3 separate regions of the Homo sapiens genome follow, and regions 2 and 3 are each linked to region 1. A link is a contact called in ENCODE Hi-C or POLR2A ChIA-PET data. All regions are on one chromosome and are shown on one strand. The core of a region is the stretch at or near the end of the contact, and the rest is flanking DNA. Distances in the headings are between cores, read along the strand shown.

Region 1 (5,161 bases), core at 1,728-4,227:
GCTTTCCTGGTTCTCCAGCTTTCAGGCAGCATATCACGGGACTTCTTGGCCTCCAAAACTGTGTGACCCAATTCCCATAATAAATATACTTTTATATATCTCTGTATATCCTATTGGTTTGGTTTCTCTGGTGAGCCCTGACTAACACAGGGAGGCTAAGGTAGCTGGAATTTATTGGCCAGCGTACCAGAGAGGAGGGAGCTATACAGAGAAAACTTTACAGAAATCTGCGCAAGGTTCTCCTCAAGTGTTTGACTGAATACTAAGCCATACACAGTTAGGGCAAAGCTCCATGAAGCCAAAAAAAAAAAAAAAAAAAAAAAAGACAACTTGACAACTTTCAGGTAGCTCTGAGATGAACATTCTCAGAGCCCATTTAGGGTTGAGAGATGTTTTGATCTCCTCTCGGCCAAAGTAGAGAGGACTCACTGAATACAAGGGCATTCAGAGTGACCCCAGAGTGTCACGCCTTAGTGGTAGAGTAAAAGCTACTCTGGACCAGACCTAACAAGCTGAAAATCAAGCCTAGAGAAAAATCAAGCTGATCTGCAAGTAAGTTTACTGCCCACCGAAACAAACTTCAACACTACTTAGACAACAAAATCCAAACCCTCAACGAAATATCATTCATAATGTCGACATCTAATTTAAAAATTACTAGACATGCAAAGAAGTAGGAAAATCTGATTCAAACCAGGAGAAAAGTTAGTCAATAGAAACAGAATCAGAAATAACAGAGATAATGGAATTACCAAGTGAAGGTGTGTGGGAAGGCAATAGAATTCCAAGCCAAGAGAGTATTGAAATACACAAGCCTTCTGGAGTATGTCCAGTTTCTTTTGGTTGCACTGGTGAGAACAGGTTGCACAGGACAGGCACCCACTACCATCAGATGGGCTGGGTGACATGGGACAAAGGTAGAAGTAGGCTCTTCTGGAGAAACTTGGAAGACTAATGTAGGTCCCGTTAACTGACAAACAGAATGGCTGCCTTCCTCCCACTAAGGTGGTTCAAAGTCCCTGGGACAAGCCAGAATTTGAGTGTTTCTGTCCTAATCATAGTTTTCTCATTTATTTCTAAGATGAACTTGAATTAAATACTTGCATTTCTAAAGAAAGGAAAGGGAGCTGAGCTTTAACGAGCACTCACTATGCACCAGCAACTATACCCAAGCACCCTCAAATTCATTACTTAATCCTTAGACCAGTTCTGAAAGACAGGTACATATCTCTTTAGAAATGGAAACTGGACAACAAATTAAGGAACTTGCTTGTGTCAGTCAAGTAAAGTCAATTTGAACTGAAATCTGTGAAATTCAATGAATCAAACTGTGGTGAACATTTTGAAGTCCTCTTGTGTAGTGCCACCTTTGCAGTCAACATACTTGGGTTTAATTTTCAGCTTAGCCATTAGCTAGCTGTTTGCCTTTCAAAAGTTCCCAACCTCTTCAAGACTCAGTTTCTACATCTGTTGAGTGGGAGAACAAATCATACTTTGTACAGTCATGGGGAAGATTAAGTGAGAAGATTAAGAATGTAAAGAGCCATAGAAGCAAGTATATACCAGGTGTTCAACAAATATCTGCCCACTTGGTCCTCCTCTTCCTCCTCCTCCATTCATTAAATATCTGATTCTGACCATATATAACTGCAGGAGGATGAAAACCAAAGCCATAACCATAACCAAATCAAATAGAAAACTTTTTCTGCAAAAGTATGTCAGTGGTTCTCAAAATCAGATCCCTGGACCAAGAGCATTAGCATCACCCAGAATTTGTTAAAAATGTACATTTTATTACCTCACCCCAGACCCACTAAACCAGAAATTCTGAGAGTGGGACCCAGCAATCTATGTTTTAAGAAAGTTTGGCACCATTGATACACACCAATGTTTCCGAACCACTTGTATGATAGTTCTTTCATTGCATCAATTTAATTCATATATTACATAGACTGTGGCTAGGTCTAAACAATCAATCTAACAATTGCTCATTCTCTTTTGTTTTATAGAGTGCCTTCAGATTAACTTATTCTGATTAAATCTCTCTCCAGGAAAGAGTAAACCAAGTAAAATGGTGTTACATTAAAAACGTTACAGAAAAAAGACTAGCTAAGCTATTTATGTGATACAGAAAGATAAATGTAGAGAAGTTCTTCTTGAGAAAACTATTTTAATGGCCAAGTAGAGAGAGTGAAGCCTAAATTGGAAGCATTATCCCTAATCCCAATAGCAGGTTAGCACAAGTGACCCTTCAAAAATCCAACCATTTTCACAATAAATACTTTTTTCTTTTAATTTAGCTGTTTCTATTCCAATCCCTTTAACTAAAGTTTAATTACTAATTCAGCTGTCCTGTATTCCTGACCTGAAATTTTTGGAAACTATAAGGCAATTTTGATTTAGAAACCAGGCACTTGTCATTAGGTGCAAACGTTTACGTGCTGAAGACCTCAAACTATTGAAAGTTACAAAACAAGAACTGGGTGTGGGTTGGGCAGCTGAAACCAATTATGCAGATTTGGCATCTAAAGAAAATGGTACATCTGAATACTTAGAATGAGTCCCAATTATATTCCAGTTGTTTTCATTTTTTCCAATTGCTGCAACACTCCTCCACATCCCTCTCCCAGGGCGGTACTCCTCCATCCTTGCTTGCAGATGATTTCAATTGTTTTCCATTTTTTTAATCTTCTCTTTTATCTCAGATGCTTTTCCTTCCTTCCTCATTTCATCATTTTTTTAACAAGACAGTCATGCATCTGATGATTCTACAGATGCAGGGATTTTTCTTCCTGTCCTTGAAGTGACAGCTTGTCTTTCCCCTCAAGTGTCTTTGTCGCAATGCCTGATAAACTGTTTATTTTTCCTAACGGCTTTCCTTTTTAGCCTGAAAAACAAACATTAACCAAAAACCTCCTTGTTTCACTAAATTGTCACTTTCAATGCAATCCCTGGTGCTGGAGCGCCGCCTGCTGAGTAAATGAGAATTAGCAGGTCATAGTGCCTTTGGTTTAGCAGCAGAAAAAATAATGGGCCATTTTATCATCAACAGATTCTTCAGAAATGACTGACTGGTGTAACATTCTGGATATTGTTCCTTCCCCAACAATGCTGCTGAAGTCATTGTACATTATTTATAAGAACCCAAAGTATTTTTAAAACTGCTTATTTTAGGCTGGGCGCGGTGGCTCACGCCTATAATCCCAGCACTTTGGGAGGCCGAGGCGGGCGGATCATGAGGTCAGGAGATCGAGACCATCCTGGCTAACACGGTGAAACCCCGTCTCTACTAAAAATACAAAAATATTAGCCGGGCGTGGTGGCGGGCGCCTGTAGTCCCAGCTACTCGGGAGGCTGAGGCAGGAGAATGGCGTGAACCCGGGAGGCAGATTTTGCAGTGAGTGGAGATCAGGCCACTGCACTCCAGCCTGGGTGACAGAGCGAGACTCCATCTCAAAAAAAAAAAAAAAAACCTGCATACTTTAGCACCATCTACTAAAAACTCAGCAAAATGTCCTCCATAGAATAGGTGCTCAATAAAAACTTGTAGATAGCAGTTTATTAATATCATGTGAAAACATTTATCAAACTGTATTTCAGTTGTCTACTTCTCTTTCTCCCTAAAAAACCGTAGGGCTCCTTGAGGGGGAAAAAAACATACACGTTTTTTTAAAAAACCTATATATTGGCCGAGTGTGGTGGCTGACACCTGTAATCTCAGTACTTTGGGAGGCCAAGGCGGGCAGATCACTTGAGGTCAGGAGTTTGAAACCAGCCTGGCCAATATGGTGAAATCCCATCTCTACTAAAAATACAAAAATTAGCCGGGCGTTCTTGCAGGCGCCTGTAATCCCAGCTACTCAGGAGGCTGAAGCAGGAGAATCGCTTGAACCTGGGAGGCAGAGGTTGCAGTGAGCCAAGATTGCACCATAGAACCCCAGCCTGGGCTACAGAGAGAGACTCAGTCTTTAAAACAAAACAAAACAACAACAACAAAAAAGATATATTTCACTGTAGGTATTCAAAATACATTTGAAGAATACTGATTAAATAATTCTAAATATTTAATAGTCATCATCTCTAGCGCCCATTATGTGCTAAGAACTGTTCTAGCTATTCAACAAACATTTTCTCTAATCCTTAAAACCTGCCCGACAATTTTTGGAAAAAGCTCATCAGCTGTAACTTGACGTCCCAGCTGAACGCAAAACCCTCATTTCCAGGGCTTCTCTGTTACTCTGACACATTCTTTGCACCTGGTTTTTCAGAAGCTTACATTTTATTTTTTTTTTGTTTTTGTTTTTTGTTTTTGTTTGTTTGGTTGGTTTTTTTGTTTGTTTGTTTTTTTGAGACACAGTCTCACTCTGTTGCACAGGCTGGAGTGCAGTGACGCGATCTCGGCTCATTGCAAGCTCCACATCCTGGGTTCACAACATTCTCCTTCCTCAGCCTCCCAAGTAGCTGGGACTACAGGTGCCCGCCACCATGCTTGGGTAATTTTCTTGTATTTTTAGTAGAGAAGGGTTTCACCATGTTGTCCAGGCTGGTCTCGAACTCCTAACCTCAGGTTATCTGCCCACCTCGGCCTCCTAAAGTTCTGGGATTACAGGCCTGAGCCAGCGCATCCAGCCCGGAAACTTACATTTTCAACAGTAGCTTGAGACATTTTCCTGTCAGTGGTCCTTACACAAGGTGAGAAATCATGCACTGACAAAAATTACAAACCCAGGTGTAGTAGATGAAAGAAATGGCCGCCAATTCTTTCCCTCCTTGTACCTACACCCTAGTAATGTGACACTGTAACTCCTTCCATCAAGGAGTAAAGTGTTTTTCTCCCCTTCTTGAATCTGGACTGGCCTTGAGATTTTCTTGGGCCTATACCTCAAAAAACCTTGCATGCGTCTGTTCTCATGCATGGAACCCTGAGCTGCCATGAGAATGAGCTAGCATGGGAAAGAGTGAGTGATCACATGGAGAAAGACTGGCCATCTCAGCCGAACCCATGGTCAGTCAACCCAGCCAAACTATCAGCTGACTAGAGACACATGAGCAAGTGCATCCAAGACCATCCAAACTCAACCTGGACCAGAAGCTCTTCCCAGCTTATCCCAGCCCAAATTAAAGAACAACCTTCAGAATCGTTAGCTAAATAAATAGCTAT
Region 2 (5,161 bases), core at 678-3,177, 170 kb after region 1:
CAAGGCTGCAGTGAGCTGTGATCACACCACTGCACTCCAGCCTGGGCAACAGAGTGGGACCATGTCTCGAAAAAAAAAAAAAAAGTATTCATTTTGTTAAATATTTTGTCAAACTAGCTCCCAATATTAGTGTCATCTGGACCCTTTCACTTTAATTACCAAAATAGCTGACTGATCCAAAACTCAATCAAGTTAGACTAACTGGTCCCTCGCCCAAGAGTTTTACAACTGGCCAAAAGTAAGTTTCTCTCTGGGTGCCTGTGGTCATGTTCTTCAGGCAGGCTGTGGGCAGCCAGGAGCAATCTGCGATGTGAGAAAAAATAAAGCGCACTTGGAGTGAGAGCATAGATGAGAGTTGGAGAGAATTCCTGGTTTCTGTTGTTTCTGATATCCAGAACATTTCAGTTCCTGGGTTATCAGACACACACTCAAATATCCCTATAATATTATCTTTTTATTTAAATGAATTAATTAGACTGCTGTTACCTGCAACATAAAGAGTCTTAGCTAATAACAAAAGTGGTATCAGAATGACTAATTCTCTCCAAAGTACAGTGGTTGAGTATCGGCCCTGAAGCCAGATCACGTGGGTTCTTCTGGCTTCTCCACTTACTAAGCTGCACATAACCTTAATGTTGATTTCATAATCTGTAAAATGGGATTACATGACCACCAACAGGAATGGTTTAAGTTTTAAATGAGTTTCTAATGTTCAAAGTCCTTAGAACAAAACTTGACCCACAGTTAAGACCGCAACAGAAGTTAGCTATCACCACCACCTCCAAGGGGGATCTAAATTCTACGATATACTGATTTGCTGATGTTTCAATGAGACCACTCATCTGGCTTGACACATTCCCTACTGTACACATGATACACAGAGAGCATTGACAAGGCCACTCTTAAACAGGGACAGTTTCCACATCCAGGTGAATCAAGAAGAGTAATAAGGTAAGGAAGAGAGAAAAAGCAGTGGCTGGATTCTCCACAGCTCCAAGCATCACACTGTTCTCTCATAAGGAGCTTCTACACAACCAAAACCCCAAACCTGCCCCCACCCCAATATTGAGTCACACTGCTCTTCCTTTGATGCTGTTGGTTCTATAAGCCTGAAGATTTTTATGCATTTTTGGATCCAACAGATGACTTCAGCTTGCCAAAAACAAACAAAAACAAAAACAAAAAAATGAACCCACTCCCGACTGGTATAACTCTTAAAATCCTTTATTATTTGTGATTTTTATTTTTGTGTGTGATGGGGGTAGGGCAAGAGATGAAGGCTGCTGACCTTTGTGAACCCTAAATCTATTTATAATACATATTGACTAAGACTCCCTCTATCCACTCCATGCTCTTGTCAGGGGATATTATAAAGGGCTCAGAATAAATTAAACACCATCCTGAAAGGCTACTTAACTAGAAGCAAGCATGGCCCAGAGATCAAGCACATGCATGTAAGAATTAGAGGAGCCTAAAGAACCAGGAAGTAGTTAAAAAGAAAAAAGGAAAAATAATATATGCATGATTTTTCCAAAGATATTTTCTTGACAAAGTATCTTTTAAATTATTCTAGAACCAAAATTCCAGGTGTAGCTAGCTAGGTAATAAGAAGGAGTGGAGGGAAGGGGGAGGAAGGGAAACATGTGGCATACCCATATCCTGACAATGCCAGGGTTTCTCTACAGAAATTCCGAAATAGCAGCAAACTCCTCAAGAACCCAGGCCAACAGAGCCAATCAATCCATGCTTATCAACTCACAAATTTGCTGAAGGCTTTCTCCTTTTATCTGCTTCTCTTTCAGACATCTCTTATTTATAGAAAGTAGTGAGCTAAGCCTGAGGGGAAAACCAAAGTCCCCATTTCTAACCGCTCTTCTAGACCCCTTTCCTTTCTCAGTTCCTCTTTCCTTTCTCCTTCTCTTATTAGCTCGACCTCAACCTTTTCCTTGGACTCCCTAAATCTGTAAACTTTCCCACTTCAGCACTTTTCCAGGAGAGGGGCAGGTATGGGGGCTCAGGCTACTGGTAAACCCCGTGCTTTGGGAGGTTGAGGCAGAAGGACTGCTTGAGACCAGGAGTTTGAGACTAGCCCAGGCAACACAGCAAGACCCCACCTCTCCAAAAAAATTTAGAAAACAGCTGGGTCTGGGTGTGGTGATTCACACCTGTAATCCCAGCACTTTGGGAGGCTGAGGCAGGAGGATCATCTGAGCTTAGGAGTTCCAGACCAGCCTGGGCAACATAGTGAGATCCTGTCTCTATTAAAAAAAAAAAAAAAGCTGGACTTTGTGGAGTGCACCTGTTGTCCCAGCTACTTAGGAGGCTGAGGTGGGAGGATCGCTTGACCCCAGGAGTTCAAGGCTGCAGTGAGCTATGATCACACCATTGCATTCCAGCCTAGGCAACAAAGCGAGGCCCTCTCTTTTTTTTTTTTTTTTGAGGCCCTGTCTCAAAATAATAATAATAATAATCCTCCATCTTATCAAAAATAAGAACTTATTTTCAAGAATCAAAGAAAAAAATAAAAAATACAAGACGGAGAAACTGCCCCTTCTGCAACTGCCACCCCCCTCTAGCTACAGCTTGTCAGAACCACTGGAGGGCTTTTATTTTTCACCCCAAATTTGCTAATCTCTCCTTCCATCCACCCTGTCCACTGAAAGTAAACCCCTGTTACTTATTGATGGACATTTTCCCTCTTCCTTAGGTGTGCTGGGACAGGCACAAGCCTGGAAATCACCAGACTAGAGTGTGAGACAAATCTGAGGAAAACACTGAAATCACATAAGGTTTAGATGAAATTGAACTATGATAAAAATTATAAACAAATTTACATCTTAGGTCATTAACGAACCTTTATATAATGTCTTGTTCAGTAGCTATGTAACGTTTATTTTATATTGAAAGCATCTATCACACTTTTGTATCTCCAGATGATCTAATTCAGTGCTATGCACACACAGACACCCATAAATGCTCAGTTTGTAATTTGAGTCAAATAAAATTTTTCAAGTCTTCTGTTCTGATGGTGACTCTAATGTTTTATTGCAAAAGTAACTTCTATCTATATGCATCAACTCCAACGCCTTTACCAGCAACTGCTTCGATTAGCACTGGTAAATATCCAAATAATGATCCCATTTTCTCATAGATTTAAATACCTAACTTTTTAATCACTAAGTATACTGTGTATCTTCTCAAAAATTAAACCTATATTTAAAATGTTATATTACATTTACATACAATATAGAAATTGATCTTTTTACACAATGGAAGATTAAAACACTGTATTTATGATTTCATTGCTTCAGCCTACATGTTTCTGTGATTGATGGTAACATCTAAATGAAGTAACTGGTAACATTTATACAACTACTACTAAATGCTGTATTTTAATTTGTTTCAGTAATCATTCATACTTTTTAGGCATCTTCTGGTGTTAGGTACAAGAAATAAAAATAATCATATTTTTTAAAAACTCGGTCTTGACAGAGAGACAAACACAAATGACCGTAACTCAATGTGATAAATGTTTTAAAGAGGTATGTATTTAAAGTGCCCTGGGACACAGATGAGAGCTGTGTGGAGTGAATCATTTTTATCAGAGCTTTGAAAAATAAAAAGCAAAGAAGCTGGGAGAGAGAACATCCTAGGGGGCATACTGAAAACAGCAAGTTACAGAGAGAGGAAATAAGATGGAAATATAAAAGCTGGGATCAGGTTGTAGGGGATCTGAATACTACATAAGATTTTGGGCACTTAATTCTAAGGGCAGTTAGGACCTTAGATTTTTAAACAAAAGAATATAAGAATTAAATCTACACTGGAGAACAAGTAGAGGTAGATGGCAATTCCAATGAAAAATATTAGTGGCTATGTTATAAAATAAGCCTCTTTTTAAATTTAAATACAGCTCTGCATATGAGTAAAATTTAACATCAACAACTCAAAAGAAGGTCTATAATTCATAAAGCCACTATAAGAGGCAGTAGAGTATAATGGTTAGGCTTTGAAGGCCAGGGCCTAAATACCAGCTTCTCCACTTAAGAGCCTAGTGACCTTGGGCAAGGTACTTAAGCATTTTAAGGTTCTCTTTCCTCATTTATAAAATGAGAATAACAATCATATTGACATACTTAATAAAGTTAGCTGTTATTATTAAAGCTTTATCCTATTTTTAAAATCTCCACCGCACACAGTGTGAAGCAAAAAGAAACTAAGCTAAAATTTGTATAGTAAATCTAAAAAGCTGTCCAGAATATCATAAATCAGGCTTTCTACTGTTCCTTCATTATTCTGTATAAAGTGAATGAACACCCAGAATACTGGATATATTCATGCATTCATATCATTTTAGAATTACCAAAATTCACCCCAAAGCAAAATATAAAATACAGGATTTTTTTTTTGTATTTTGATTTTTTTTATTATTTGGTGGTTTTTCCCTTTGAGCAAATAGCCATGTTATGTCTGCATTGAAATTTTGTCCCTTTAAGAATTGTGAATAACTTTTTATAATGGATAAGTGAAAAAAAATGTCCTAAGGGCCCTTTTCTTAGCTGTTTATTAGTGGGGAGAGGGAGGAGTCATGAGAAACTGGTCCTTTAGCAAGACAAATGACCCTTCTGCAAGAAATCATGTAATTTCTTATCAGTGCAACCCAAAAACCTCCTGGCAACAGTTTAAGATATGCTAGAATTACATTTCATTTTATAAGTCATTTTTATAGCATATATATCAAAAAGGGATTTAGTACCTAAAGTTTAAAATACACGTGTAGGAATGATTACACTGCTACTCCAATCTCTTCATTAGCCTTATTACATGTGTTTAGACCTCCCCTTCAGAACAAATATTTCAGCTATCATAACAAAAAACTATGAAAAAATGACAACTCCACAAAAGTATCTACCAAATCAAGAAAATTGGAAAGCATTCTCCCTCCATAGTCATATCACAGATTTGGGGCTTCACACTGTAGAGATAAATCTTTTAGATATCACAGATAACCAAGTGAGGGCTGGGAGGAGTTCTGGCAAGCTGCCTCCCAGACTGCTGAGGTTCCCTGTTTCCAAGCTGCCCAACTCTCCTAGTTTCCCTGCTGTGTCATTTGCTGTTGTTGCTCTGAAGGAGGAGGAAGCCAAACTCTTGATGCTTCCCT
Region 3 (5,161 bases), core at 1,513-4,012, 130 kb before region 1:
TAAAACATATTTAATATAATGCATACCACAATGTACTGTGTATGAAATTATTTTTAACTTTTTATTAAAGAATGTGGATATGTCATAAGAGTGCAGCTCAATAAATTTTTACAAACTGAACCCACCCACATGATCGGCACCAAAAGAAGCAGATCGTTACCAGCACCTGTCACTGTACCAACTTTTTACCTTCAATGGGAGGACATAGCGTTTACATATTTTTTCACAAAATGATTTCCAATGACCACATAGTATTCCAAAGAATACATCTACCATAAATTCTGTTATCTGTTTTTACTGGATCTATAGTTCATTTCCAATTTTTCACTAATAAAAATATGCTCCTGTGAATGTTCTGGCAACTATATCCTGCCCGCATCACTGACTATGTCTGAAGGGTAAAGCCTGGACATGGAATTTAAGGACCGAGATATACAGGCTTTTGATATGTGTTGCCAGAGTGCCCTCGAGAAAGTATGTGCACTCTCACATCTGCACCGAAGGGCTTGTTTCCCCTCACTCTTGCCAGTTCTGGCTGTCATCGTTCTCTTTTGTCTGAGGGGATGGTTTTGTTTTCCTGGACCTCTCTTGGTCCTCTCTCTGGCTGTGTCCCTTTGCCCCCAGTTCTTGGGTCTGAGGAGGAACTCTACTGAGTCTGTCACCCCTACAACTCTAGCCAGCCTGCCAGTCATATGGTACCCTTTGAATGCCACCGCCCCCCCAGCCCCTGAGATGGTTTTTTTCCAGTGTAAAACTCATGTAAACCACTGAAGAGATATTTCAGTTGAAGGAAGAAAACAGAAGCAGCAGCCATCTCCGCCACCAGGAGCAAACACACTGCGCACTTTCATCCACGGCAAGGGCGAGGGGTCAACGTGGAACTTTTCAAGCATGGGTTGTGGCAAGCTTATCTATCCAAGTTTCCCTAAAAGTCCAAGCTGTTTCATTTTTGATTCCATCTCTCCTTCTACCCTGATATCGTGTGGTCTGCCAATTACAAAAGACAATGGTGGCGGGATGGTGGGAGCACCTTTACAGCAAAGCACCTTTGCATGTACTTTCTGTCTTTGAGGCCTCCTGATGACCTTTAGCCTTTTATATTCTCTCTCAAACCCAAAAGAGGTGAATTAACTGTATAGGTTCGTGAGCTACCCATGGAGTGGGCTGGAGATCTCAGGTGGTCTTGAGAGCCAGGGGTCTCTTGCCAGAGGCAGTTTATCACATCTGCTATTCAAACTGTGTTCATGATAATTGTTCTAAGATCCACGCCAACCCACCAAACAAGACTGGCATGACACCAGGGGCTTCACAAGATCTAAAATCATCGCCGGCAGAGCTGCCAAAACAACATGCAAAACCACTCCTAGAGTGCAGGGCCCTGTCGTCTTTGCCAGTCAACCTGAGTGATGCTCTCCTAAGGAAGCAGGAAGAACCTGTGGGAGTATCCCTGCATCTCTGCCTGTCAGGCCCTTGTTGAGTGTTCTCACAATGAAAGCATTTTGGCAGGTGTCTAAGAGATTATTTGCCCACGTGTTGAAACAAATCTCACCAGGATCCTACAAATCCCTCTTAAAGGAAAAGGCATCTGGCCTAGTTTTTAAACCATTGGTGATCCTTTGCAAATACTTATTCAGCTTTTATTTAAATTTGAACTAATCTTCAACAGTTGGTATTTAAACTAGAAATTTGGAAAAGAAAATTTCTACTTCATCTATAATCAGAATTGGTTTCAAAAGTGGGGCCTGCCCCAGTTTGCATACTTTGTGACACATTTTAAAAATAAATGGTTTGATCTGATTAGTAACTTCTTGTTGCTGTTCTATGCTAGTGGTTCTCAAGAGTGGGATCTGTGAACCAGCAACATAAGCATTACCTGGGAACTTGGGGGAAATGCAGAAACTCAGAGGTTGGGGTCAGCAATCTGTGTTTAACAATCAGAACCTAGACAAAAGCAAATCACAGTGCTTTTTAAAAAATGAGCGGAAGGAGAGAATTCATATGTATGGATTCCAGAATCAAATATGCAATGACTTTTATTCTGAAGAAAAAGCCAAGCAGTTTGAAATTAAATGGTAAAGTGACTAGGCTGAGCTAGTAAAAAACATAAAATGCCCAGTATTTTAGATGTAATTCAGTTGTATTACTTTTATATAATAACCTAAATTGGACTGGTTGAGTATTGCCAAGAGCGTTTCCCAAAAGGAATTTGTAACTGCTCTAATGAAGAGACAGATATTAGGTGTAACTCACATATTTGTTGTTTATGGAAACTTAGTCATATCCATGGTAAAAAAAAAAAAAAAAAAAAAAAAAAGAGTTATGTTTCCTTCTTCTCTTGGCATTGGATTCTGACAGATCCAGTTTCAAATCCTAGCCTCACCCATGAAACATTCATTTGACCACCCCCGCCCCCACCCAGCTTGTTACCCTCTCAGTGCCTGGATTTCCACATCTGTAAGTAATATGGAATTAGAATATTTACTTCATTGTACTGCTGTGAAGATTAAATGAGGTGATGCATGGAAATCTGGGCATGATGCCCAATTCATCAAACACACCCATTTACTAATAGCTTTCCAAACTCCTTTGATAATGGCATTTAATTAAATAGTCTCCCCTTCCAGAAAATAAAATTCTTATTTTGCCTATAAGCAAAGGTATTTTTTATTATTAACGTTGCCACATTCTCACAAATCTTAACTAACAGGGTAACCAAATGAGCTTAAAAGGAGATTGCAACACTGGCAGAAAGACCCAGTGTGTTGAGTAATCCTGTGTCTAAGGTGCTGAGAAGAACACAACCTTGGGAGTCAGGAGGTCTGAATTCTGCTCTCCCCTCTGCCTTCAAGTCCCTGGGTGACTTTAGATGAAGCTTATATCTCTGGGCCTCATGGGCAACATGTATCTCTGCCAACAACCCTCTAGCTTTGTGCCAAGAGGCTACAAGAGCAAACGTGCTTCAAAAACCAAAAGGAAGCCCAGTTGCCAGCTAAACAGTAGGGTAAGCTGTTACCTATTCAAGCTACAAGACAAAAAACCAAACAAACAAAAATGGAGAGTTTAACATAAACCCTGCTCTCAAGCAGTTATCAGTTGAAGTTATAATACAAACCCCCAAACTGAGGGGTTATTAGCACAGTTTCACACACGACTGTAATAGCAGTTGGAGAACTGTGTCTGTCATAAAAGCAATGCAAACTCCTGAGGTTAAAGTTGGTGAAGATTACAGTCAACTTTGAGTATGAAAAATGGTTGTCGAAAGTCTGCAGCCAAGTAGGGAAGGGAAAACCATGGGCTCAAAGAATGCAGGACAAATGTTAATCACAGAAGGTTATTCCTATTGCTTTTAAGATACTGTATGTTGTTCCTGACTGGCATTTTTGCATTTGTTCTTTGCTGACATGAACTGGTTCTTTTCAGCTGCCATGTGAAGACCAGATCATCCTCCTCAAAGGCTGCTGCATGGAGATCATGTCCCTTCGCGCTGCTGTGCGCTATGACCCAGAAAGTGAGACTTTAACCTTGAATGGGGAAATGGCAGTGACACGGGGCCAGCTGAAAAATGGGGGTCTTGGGGTGGTGTCAGACGCCATCTTTGACCTGGGCATGTCTCTGTCTTCTTTCAACCTGGATGACACTGAAGTAGCCCTCCTTCAGGCCGTCCTGCTGATGTCTTCAGGTGAGTACGCCTAGACTCGTTAGTGGGCATCCAAAGAGCTTTTGCTTGTCTAGCGCTAATTCCAATCACTTGAGTTTTCAGTCCCCCTTTAGCTTCAGAAACATAGCTCACTCTTCTTCAGTAAGAAATTGCAGGTTTGCCAGTGGACTGGGAACTTAAAGGGGGGGCGTCAGATGTCTGATGCTTTTTGCAGTGTCCCAGGATAGAAAGAAGCCAAAGGAGCCATCTTAAAGACTCTACGAAGTGATCCGCCTTTGGTGGATACTGTGCAGCCCTCTTCGTAGTCTTTGGCCAAACCTGCCTCCTTCTGGTTTGGGGTATGCCAGATATGGATGTGAGTGACCACACGATTGTGTGTTAAGTTCTGTGTGTGGAAACCGCGGATGCAGGCTAGAATTTGTTCATGGCTTAGCTACAACTGAAGTTTTAGTTATCTGTTGCTAAATAGCACACCGACCCAAAACTTAGTGGCTTAAACATCCAAGATGGCTGGAGTTCAGCTGGGACATCAAACACTGGTTCAGGCCTCCCTCTATGCGGCCTTTCCTCCGGCAGGGTAGACTTCTTACTTGGCTGTTGATTTCCAAGAGAAAGAGTCCCAAGCACACGAAAACAGAAGTTGCAGATCCCATGAGGCCCAGTCTCAAATCACACAGGATCCCTTCATCCACACTGGATTGGCCCAAACAAGTCTGAGTGCCAGCCAGGACTCAACGGTCCCCCTGTAGATGGGAGGATAGCACAGAATGGGCAGCCGTCTGTAAGCCACTACACATCAAACCCTTTCAGGGAAGATAATTTTAAATAGAAGTGGTTTCAGAGTCCTCTGCATTTTCAGGGCACCCAAGTGTAGATGTGCTTTGGCACTTGTCACTCTGCACTGTAACTACCTGCTTCACTTGTCCACGTAAGTCCCTGTGGACTTCTTTTTTTTGAGGACATAGATGTGTCTAACTGTACATCCAGCACCTAGGCCAGTGTGCAATAGAATTCAAGAAATGCTTATTGGATAAATGGCTGAATATGTGGATAAAATATCGGTCACAAGTACATCGAGAATTCTTTGTAGAGTTGCTGCTTCCTGGTTAACTCAGTAGGAAATTTTTTTTTTTTAACCTGAGACACGGTCTTGCTCTGTTGCCCAGGCTGGAGTGCAGTGGTGTAAAGACAGCTCATCGCAGGCTTGACCTGCTGGGCTTAGGAGATTCTCCTGCCTCAGCCTCTCCAAGCACACGCCACCACCCCTGGCTAATTTTTTATTGTTTTGTAGAGAGAAACAGGTCTCACTATGTTGCCCAGTCTGGTCTTGAACTCCTGGGCTCAAGTGATCTTCTCACCTCAGCCTCCTAAAGTGCTGGGATTATAGGCATGAGCCACCACGCCTGGCCTAGAATTCTTTTTTTAAAGCTAATCTAGAAATGTATTTACTATAGGAAATTTAGATATGGCAGACTTTTAAAAAAAGAAAGAAATAATTCTTTT

The links. A loop is a pair of places that touch in the nucleus more often than their neighbours do. ChIA-PET counts read pairs that join two places held with the same protein, here RNA polymerase II (POLR2A). Pooled maps may share reads with other maps.
Region 2: a loop to region 1 is called in a map with no recorded cell type, with 3 times the contacts of the local background. The contact joins two enhancer-like sites. A Hi-C loop is called at or near these places in 3 of 37 single-sample maps with no recorded cell type and 6 of 50 pooled maps. POLR2A ChIA-PET finds 5 or more read pairs at or near these places in 1 of 52 experiments (activated CD4-positive, alpha-beta T cell).
Region 3: a map of MCF 10A shows a loop between it and region 1 (12-fold over the local background). The contact joins two enhancer-like sites. A Hi-C loop is called at or near these places in 3 of 168 maps with a recorded cell type or tissue (MCF 10A, OCI-LY7 and aorta) and 2 of 50 pooled maps. POLR2A ChIA-PET finds 5 or more read pairs at or near these places in 3 of 52 experiments (WTC11, activated B cell and activated CD4-positive, alpha-beta T cell).

Annotation. Positions count from the first base shown.
Region 1 is chr3:23,996,932-24,002,092 of GRCh38, reverse strand. No RefSeq gene overlaps it. Among named protein-coding and RNA genes, the nearest start is that of NR1D2, 54 kb to the right of the region's middle. Within about 2 kb of position 2,977, at least 3 of the 41 ENCODE cell types and tissues checked have a DNase peak (open chromatin) inside an H3K27ac peak, as active enhancers do.
Region 2 is chr3:23,826,442-23,831,602 of GRCh38, reverse strand. The region is part of intron 3 of UBE2E1 (ubiquitin conjugating enzyme E2 E1); the gene reads right to left. Among named protein-coding and RNA genes, the nearest start is that of UBE2E1-AS1, 22 kb to the right of the region's middle. RefSeq lists enhancers at 65-114, 635-844, 1,764-2,193. Within about 2 kb of position 1,927, at least 2 of the 41 ENCODE cell types and tissues checked have a DNase peak (open chromatin) inside an H3K27ac peak, as active enhancers do.
Region 3 is chr3:24,126,017-24,131,177 of GRCh38, reverse strand. THRB (thyroid hormone receptor beta) reads left to right here. Exons shown (of 11, transcript NM_001354712.2): 10 at 3,421-3,679. Among named protein-coding and RNA genes, the nearest start is that of THRB-AS2, 23 kb to the left of the region's middle. Within about 2 kb of position 2,762, at least 3 of the 41 ENCODE cell types and tissues checked have a DNase peak (open chromatin) inside an H3K27ac peak, as active enhancers do.